Regions from separate parts of the Homo sapiens genome. Here region 1 is linked to region 2. Evidence: read pairs that join two places in POLR2A ChIA-PET (ENCODE). Cell type or tissue: B cell. All regions are shown on one strand. Links, peaks and the distances in the headings refer to the core of each region. The heading gives the core; the rest is flanking DNA.

Evidence for each region. Peaks named below come from ENCODE experiments on the same cell type or tissue, not always from the same donor. Only the 100,000 strongest peaks of a DNase experiment are listed, where the experiment ranks them.
Region 1: POLR2A ChIA-PET joins it to region 2 with 6 read pairs; 5 of 35 experiments call an interaction of 5 or more read pairs at or near these places.

Annotation. Positions count from the first base shown.
Region 1 is chr12:121,656,716-121,661,102 of GRCh38, reverse strand. It overlaps MORN3 (MORN repeat containing 3), which reads left to right. Exons shown (of 6, transcript NM_173855.5): 2 at 1,755-1,912. Among named protein-coding and RNA genes, the nearest start is that of MORN3, 11 kb to the left of the region's middle. In B cell, for the core only: no CTCF peak of the experiment used is centred there; a DNase peak (open chromatin) is centred at 1,952; H3K4me3 peaks cover 943 bases; H3K27ac peaks cover 1,357 bases.
Region 2 is chr12:121,390,255-121,394,641 of GRCh38, reverse strand. It overlaps LOC124903037 (a long non-coding RNA gene), which reads right to left. Exons shown (of 2, transcript XR_007063498.1): 2 at 2,216-2,672. Among named protein-coding and RNA genes, the nearest start is that of RNF34, 7.7 kb to the left of the region's middle. RefSeq lists an enhancer at 2,450-2,859. In B cell, for the core only: no CTCF peak of the experiment used is centred there; a DNase peak (open chromatin) is centred at 2,721; H3K4me3 peaks cover 582 bases.

The DNA of each region.
Region 1 (4,387 bases), core at 202-4,201, 270 kb before region 2:
GCACCTGTGGTCTCAGCTACTCAGGAGGCTGAGGCAGAAGGATCATTTGAGCCTGGGTGGTTGAGGCTGCAGCGAGCTGTGTACGTCAGCATAGCCAACACAGCCAGATCCTGTCTAAAAAAAAGAAAGAAAAAGGCCAGGCGCGGTGGCTCACGCCTGTAATCCTAGCACTTTGGGAAGCCGAGGCGGACAGATCACCTAAGGTCGGGAGTTCGAGACCAGCCTGACCAACATGGAGAGACCCCCGTCTCTACTGAAAATACAAAATTAGCCAGGCGTGCTGGTGCATTCCTGTAATCCCAGCTACTTGGGGGGATGAGGTGGAAGAATTGCTTGTACCTGAGAGGTGGAAGTTGCAGTGAGCCGAGATCGTGCCATTGCACTCCAGCCCAGGCAACGATAGCAAAACTCCGTCTTAAAAAAAAAAAAAAAGAAAGAAAGAAAGAAAAAAAAAGGCCGGGTGCGGTGGCTCATGCCTGCAATCCCAGTATTATGGGTGGCCAAGGCAGACGGATCACGATGTCAGGAGTTAGAGACCAGCCTGGCCAATATGGTAAAACCCCGTCTCTACTAAAAATACAAAAATTAGCTGGGCATGGTGGCGGGCACCTGTAATTCTAGCTACTGGGGTGGCTAAGGCAGGAGAATCTCTTGAACCAGGAGGCGGAGGTTGCAGTGAGCCGAGATCGCAACACTGCACTTCAGCCTGGGCAACACAGCAAGACTCTGTCTCAAAAAAAAAAAAAAGAAAGAAAGAAAGAAAAAAAAAGAGAAAACAGTAAATTAGCAGGTATTAGTCACCTACAACATGCCAGGAACAGTTTGTTTGTTTGTTTGTTTGATTTTGAGATGGAGTTTCGCTCGTCTCCCAGGCTGGAGTGCAATGACGTCATCTCGGCTCACTGCAACGACGTCATCTCGGCTCACTGCAACCCACGCCTCCCAGGTTCAAGAGATTCTCATGCCTCAGCTTCCTGAGTAGCTGGGATTACAGGCGCCTGCCACCACGCCTGGCTAATTTTTGTATTTTTAGTAGACACAGGGTTTCGCCATTTTGGTCAGGCTGGTCTCGAACTCCTGACCTCAGGTGATCCACCCGCCTCAGCCTCCCAAAGTGCTGGGATTACAGGCTCGAGCCACTGCACCCAGCCTCCAGGCACAGTTTTTCAGTGCAGGGAACAAAACAGACCAAAGTCTGTGCCCTCCTGCAGCTCACATTCTCCTGGAAAAGACAGGCATGCGACACTAATCAACAAATAAGAGAATTACCTCTGGCCGGACGCAGTGGCTCACGCCTGTAATCCCAGCACTTTGGGAGACCGAGGTGGGCATATCACTTGAGGTCAGGAGTTTCAGACCTGCCTGGCCAACATGGAACCCCATCTTTACTAAAACACAAAATTAGCTAAGTGTGTTGGCGCACACCTGTAGTCCTAGCTACTCTGGAGGCTGAGGCAGGAGTATCTCCTGAACCCGGGAGGCAGAGGTTGCAGTGAGCTGAGATCGCGCCACTGCACTCCAGCCTGGGCGACAGAGTGAGACACTGCCTCAAAAAAAAAAAAGAAAGAAAGAAAGAAAGAAAGAAATGGAACTTTCCTGGCCTTCTCCTGGGTACTTGGTGTCTAGGATGATGCGCAGAGCCTGTCCCAGCTCTCTAGATTCGTCTAGTTGGGGGCCCCTGAGGCTCAGGCAGGCACACCACCCCCACCCCCCGGCGGCCATGTCTGCAGCATTGCCCATCTGTGTGTCACCAGGGAAAGGAACACAGGTCTGGAAGAAGAAAGGAGCCATCTATGAGGGGGACTGGAAGTTTGGGAAGCGAGACGGCTACGGCACCCTCAGCCTTCCTGACCAACAGACAGGAAAGTGCAGGAGAGTCTACTCAGGCTGGTGGAAAGGTGATAAGAAATCGGTGAGCAGGCCTGCCAGCCGGGGTGTGTGTGTGTGTGTGTGTGTGTGTGTGTGCGCGCGTGTGTGTTTAGGGGAAGCCGAGAGAGGCCTGGGAGAAAAGAGAGGGGAGGTCTACAGGGAGGAGGACAGGGTTGTGCTGCTCGTGGGAGAAGGAAGGGGTGGGGGAATTGCAAAGTTTCTCAGAACAAAACCCAGGAAACAGGAAGCAACAGAAGGCCAGGGAGGAGCCCACGAAACCCTGCGGTTGCGAGGAGCCAGCCAGGCTTGTGGGGACGAAGTCGCCTCCACCCTTTTCCCCCTCGTTTCCTGGCTTTCTTTTCCCCAGGTATCACTTTCTGAGAATCCCCTTTCTGCTGGGCCTGAATAAAAGGGAGGTAGGAAAAGTGGGAGCAAGAGAGCAGGGGACAGGAGAGGAGGGTCCCGGGGGGCCGAAGCCAGCCAGAGGCGCGTGCTCAGCCCGGAAACACCCAAGCTGGGCACAGGTTCCCTCCATCTACTCCCACAAGTGTGGAGGAATCCTCACCATCAGTCCCAGAGACACTAATAATAAACAGTATTGCAACTGAGCAACTGCTACTGTGAGCCTGAAACACATATTTAAAACTTTTTTTTTTTTTTTTTTTTTTGAGAGGGAGTCTCATCCTGCCGCCCAGGCTGGAGTGCAGTGGCGCCATCTTGGCTCACTGCGAGCTCCGCCTCCCGGGTTCACGCCATTCTCCTGCCTCAGCTTCCCAGGTTGCTGGGACTACAGGCGCCCGCCACCACGCCCGGCTAATTTTTTGTATTTTCAGTAAAGACGGGGTTTCACCGTGTTAGCCAGGATGGTCTCCATCCCCTGACCTCGTGATCCGCCCGCCTCGGCCTTCCAAAGTGCTGGGATTACAGGCGTGAGCCACCGCGCCCGGCCTGAAACACATTTAATATTCAGTTAACTCTCACAGCAACAGCTCATCATCATCATCATCTTCATGCCCATTTTATTGATAAGCAAACAAGCTCGAAGAGATGAGGTGTCTTGTAACTGCCCAAGGGGTTCACCTTGCCGGTGCCTGGCCTTGAGTTGTATTATTACTCAAATCAGTCTCCCCGAACATTCCAGCAGCAGAGTTTTTAAGGATAACTTGGTGGGTGGGGGAAAGACAGTGAACCAGGAGTGCTGATTGGTCAGAGATAAAATCATAGGGAGTCAAAGCTGTCTTCTTGCTCCCCAGACAGAGCCGATTCATCAAGACGGGAATTGCAATAGAGAAAGAGTAATTAACACAGAACTGGCTGTGTGGGAGACCTGAGTTTTATTATTATTATTATTAATTTATTTATTTTTTGAGATGGAGTTTCGCTCTTGTCGCCACGCTGGAGTGCAATGGTGTGATCTCGGCTCACCGCAACCTCCGCCTCCTGGGTTCAAGCGATTCTCCTGCCTCAGTCTCCCGAGTAGCTGGGATTACAGGCATGTGGTACCACACACTGCTAATTTTGTATTTTTAGTAGAGACAGAGTTTCTCCATATTGGCCAGGCTGGTCTCGAACTCCCGACCTCAGGTGATCCGCCAGCCTGGGCCTCCCAAAGTGCTAAGATTACGGGCATGAGCCACCGCGCCTGGCCCTGGGTTGTATTATTACTCAAATCAGTCTCCCGGAACATTCTGGCTGCAGAGTTTTTAAGGATAACTTGGTGGGTGGGGGAAAGAGTAAGCCAGGCGTGCTGATTGGTCAGAGATAAAATCACAGGGAGTCAAAGCTGTCTTCTTGCCCTGAGTCAGTTCCTAGGTGGGGAGCCACAAGATCACATAAATCAGTTTATTGATTTGGGTAGTGCCAGCTGATCCATCAAGTGCAAGGTCTGCAAAATATCTTAAGCATTGATCTTAGGAGCAGTTTAGTGAGGATCAGAATCTTGTAGCTTCCAGCTGCATGACTCCTAAACCATAATTTATAATCTTGTAGCTAATGTTAATCCTACAAAGGCAATCTAGTCCCCAGGCAAGAAGGAGGTCTTCGGGAAAGGGCTGTTACTGTCTTTGTTTAAACTATAAACTATAAGTTTCTCCCAAAGTTAGTTCAGCTTAAGCCCAGGAATGGACATGGACAGCTTAGAGGTTAGAAGCAAGATGGAGTCAGTTAAATTAAATCTCTTTCACTGTCTCAGTCATAATTTTGCAAAGGCAGTTTCAGTCTTGCCTGGAGTCACACAGCTAGCAAGTGGTAGAGCCCAGGGTTTCATGTTCTCTGCTCCCAAATTGTTTATTGGCAAGTAGGAAGAGAAAGCCCTGAATAACCAATTTACGTAGAATATGGTATTAGGAGGGATGTTTTCACAGGGTGCCCAGAGGAAGGTCATCAAGCCCAGCCTAGAGAATTCAGGACAGAAGGCTAAGCACAATGGCTCACGCCTGTAATCCCAGCAATTTGGGAGGCAGACAGGGGTGTATCACTTGAGGTCAGGAGTTCGAGACTAGCCTGGCCAACATGGTGA
Region 2 (4,387 bases), core at 275-4,274:
GCCTGGGAGGTCACGGCTATAGTGAGCCATGATTGTGTCACTGCACTCCAGCCTAGGTGACAGAGTAAGACCCTATCTCAAATACACAATTAGGTTGGGCACGGTCTCTCACACCTATAATCCCAGCACTTTGGGAGGCCGAAGTGGGACCACCACTTTCAGGCAGGAGAACAGGGTCTGGAGACAGGGAGCCTAAGGCCAACCTGCAGCAGACTTCTTGGAACTGGACCAGAAGGAAAACCCCACCTCTCCATGCCCAAGTGATAAGGGGCCAGAGGCTCCTCCCTCTACAAAATCCCCTCTCCCTTAGGTCACAAACAGTAAATGCCTCTAATTGGTAGAGGGCCAAGCCTTCACTTCAGCCTTTGATTGGTTGTGGGCAAATCCTTCATTGGCATAGGATGTAAGCAATTGGAAGCCTCTAAAGGGTACCTAGGGATGTTGCAAAATTCTTTTAGTTTAATAAAAACCCTAAACAACATTGCAGCTGGGGCTCTTGAGCTGCTTGCTTGAGTCCGCTCCCACTCTGTGGAGTGTACTTTCATTTCAATAAATCTGTGCTTTTGTTGCTTCATTCTTTTGTTGCTTTGTGCATTTTGTTCAATTCTTTGTTCAACGTGCCAAGAACCTGGACAACTCACAATCAAGACTTTCCATTCGGTAACAGCTTGAGCCCAGGAGTTGGACACCAGCCTGGGCAACATAGTGAAACCCTGTCTCTACAAAAAATAAAAAATTAGCCAGGTGTGGTGGTGCACGGCTGTGGTCCCAGCTACTCAGGAGGCTGAGACAGGAGGATTACTTGAGCCCAGGAATGTGAGACTGCAGTGAGCCGTGATTGTGTCACCGCACTCCAACCTGGACGATAAAACAAGACCTTGTCTCAAAAAAAACTAATAAGTCCAGGTGCAGTGGCTCATGTCTGTAACTCATGACTTGAGAGGCCAAGGCAGGCAGGTAACTTGAGCCGAGGAGTTCGAGATCAGCCTGGGCTCTACAAAAAACACAAAAAATTAACTGGGCATGGTGACAGGAGCCTGTAGTCCCAGCTACTCCAGAGACTCAGGTTGGAGGATCACCTGAGCTCTGGAGGTTGAGACTGCAGTTAACCGTGTTTGCACCACTGCATTCCTACTTGAGTGAGAAAGTGAGACCCTGTTTCAAAAAATAATAATAATTAAATTTTTGTAAGTTACTGAATAATCTTTTTCAACATGATGTGTACTTAAAAGACAACAGGCCAGGCGCAGTGGCTCACGCCTGTAATCCTAGCACTTTGGGAGGCCAAGGCGAGTGGATCACGAGGTCAGATCGAGACCATCCTGGCTAACACGGTGAAACCCTGTCTCCACTAAAAATCGAAAAAGAAATTGGCTGGGTGTGGTGGCAGGCACCTGTAGTCCCAGCTACCCAGGAGGCTGAGGCAGGAGAATGGTGTGAACCCAGGAGGCGGAGCTTGCAGTAAGCCGAGATCACGCCACTGCACTCCAGCCTGGGCGACAGAGCAAGACTCCTCAAAAAAAAAAAAAAAAAAAGAGTATTTGGCCGGGTGCGGTGGCTCACGCCTGTAATCCCAGCACTTTGGGAGGCCGAGACTGGTGGATCATGAGGTCAGGAGATCGAGACCATCCTGGCTAACATGGTGAAACCCCATCTCTACTAAAAATACAAAAAAATTAGCAGGGTGTGGTGGTGGGCGCCTGTAGTCCCAGCTACTTGGGAGGCTGAGGCAGGAGAATGGCGTGAACCCGGGAGGCGGAGCTTGCAGTGAGCCGAGATGGTGCCACTGCACTCCAGCCTGGGTGACAGAGCAAGACTCTGTCTCAAAAAAAAAAAAAAAAAAAAAAAAGACAATAGGGTAGAAGGCTTTATTATTATCCTAACAATGGAATCACCCAATGATAACAAGTCATAGAAGGCAGATAATATGCCTTTTTAAAAGTTGGTTAGCAACTTGCTGTATTAAGCCATTTCTTATTCTGGAAAATGTCAAACATATTTAAAGTAAATAGAATAATACAATGAACCCTCACATACCCATCACCCAGTTTTAACAGTTCTCTACATTCTGCCATTCGTGTCTCATCTCCAGCACGTGTACCTCTCTACCCATGCCCCACCACTCTCCCATCTAAGCTCAACTGCATCATCATTAGACGAGTGCCCAACTCTGGTTGCCTAGATATGAGCCAGATCAAAATATTTGAGAATTGGATCTGGTTTGCTATGTTTTTATTTATCCTTGGTCAATTTAACAAATATAACTATTTTACCTACTCAAGGTAATCCATCTTTTTTGGACTCATTGCATAAGTTTTATAATTTAAAAGATCAAATAAACTCTCTAACCATCCCTGCTTAACCTGAGTTTGCAAATGCCAAAGTTGTAGATAGGTCATAAAGTTGACTCACTGGTAGAAATGACGAAGTATCTCTTCATCTGAATGCTTAAACCAGCTCCCATCTGAATCCAGACTGTGATTGACTTCCGCTACAGTAAAGATGGTTTCAACAATACTTATTGCACTTTAGAGAAACATCTCTGCAGCTGGAGAACAGATGGCTCCCCAGAATCATTTTCTTTTGGACTGATAGCATCTTTTTGGAATTCTGCCAGTGAATTATGCTGTCAACTCGTACATGTAATCTTCTTCTGCCTTACGTCTCTCCCTCTGTAAAATGGAGAAAATGGTTGTGAACCGGGAACTTATGTCTTCAACTTTGCCAAATAGCTGAAGAATCCTGAAAGTGAAACAGAAACAGAACTTTCTGTGGTTCCCAGGCCAGGCACGGTAGCTCATGCCTATGTCCCAACACTTTGGAGGCTGAGGCGGGCAGATCACTTGAGTTCAGGAGTTTGAGACCAGCCTGGCCAACATGGTGAAACCCTGTCTCTACTACAAATACAAAAATTAGGCTGGCATGGTGGTGCGTGCCTGTAATCCCAGCTACCCAGGAGGTTGAGGCATGACAATCACTTGAATCCAGGAGGCGAAGGTTGCAGTGAGCCGAGATCATGCCACTGCACTCCAGCCTGGGTGACAGAACGAGACTCTGTGTCAAATAAATAAATTAAAAAAAAAAAAGGCCAGGCATGGTGGCTCATGCCTGTAATCCCAGCACTTTGAGAGGCCAAGGCGGGCAGATCACGAGGTCAGGAGTTCGAGACCAGCCTGGCCAAGATGGTGAAACCCCATCTCTACTAAAAATACAAAAATTAGCTGGGTGCGGTGGTGGGCACATGTAATCCCAGCTACTCGGGAGGCTGAGGCAGAATTGCTTGAACCCGGGAGGCAGAGGTTGTAGTGAGCTGAGATCATACCACTGCACTCCAGCCTGGGCCACAGAGCAAGACTGTCTCGAAAAACAAAATAAAATAAATAAATAAATAAATAAAGTGGTTTCCAGAGAGTGAGACAAATAACACAGGGCCAATTGATATTTCTCTGAAGTTGGAGCACTTTACAGGCTTTTTCTCCAATAACCCTCCTTAGCAGGCAGAAAGGAGAAAGGGTTTTCTTCTTTTCATGGCTTGGGAAGGTGAGCTGTCTTGCCTGAGGCTCAGTGAGGCAGTGATGAAAGAAGAGCTGCCAACTCTCCTATCCCCAGTCCAGCATGATGCTCACCAGAATTACGATTCTTCCAATAAAAAGACAGACCTTCCAAAACAAGTTCATTCTTATACAGTAAATCTACATTCATATACGTCTTAGTCCATTGGTGTTGCTATAAAGGAACACTTGAGACTGAGTAATTTAAAAAGAAAATAGGTTTATTTGCAGGGCTGGGGGAAATGGCTCACACCTGTAATACCAGCACTTTGGGAGGCTCAAATGGGAGGATCACTTGAGCCCAAGTTTTATAGACCAGCCTGGGCAACACAGCAAGATTCAGTCTGTAAAATCTACCAGTGAGTCGATTTTATGACCTATCTCCAACTTTGACATTTGCAAACTCAGGTTAAGCAGGGGGTTGGTTAGCCAAGCGTGATGGCACATACCCATAGTTCTCACTACTTGGGAGGCTGAGGCCAGAGGATCACTTGACCTCAGGAACTGCAGGCCATCCTGGACAAGAGAGAGAGACACCGGCTCTAAAAAATAATAAGTAAATAAATAAAAATTTAAAAGTTTGCCAGGTTCTCATCTTGTTAACCGTTGTATCATAGTATGGTTTTGCTTGAACGGAGTCTCACTAAGATCTAGAAATTCTGAACTTAATAATGAGTCCCGGCAGAGCACAGTACCTCATGCCTGTAATCCCTGCACTTTGCGAGGCCCAGGCAGGCGGATCACCTGAGGTCAGGAGTTTGAGACCAGCCTGACCAACATGGTGAAACCCTGTCTCTACTAAAAATACAAAAAATTAGCAAGGCTTGGTGGCAGGC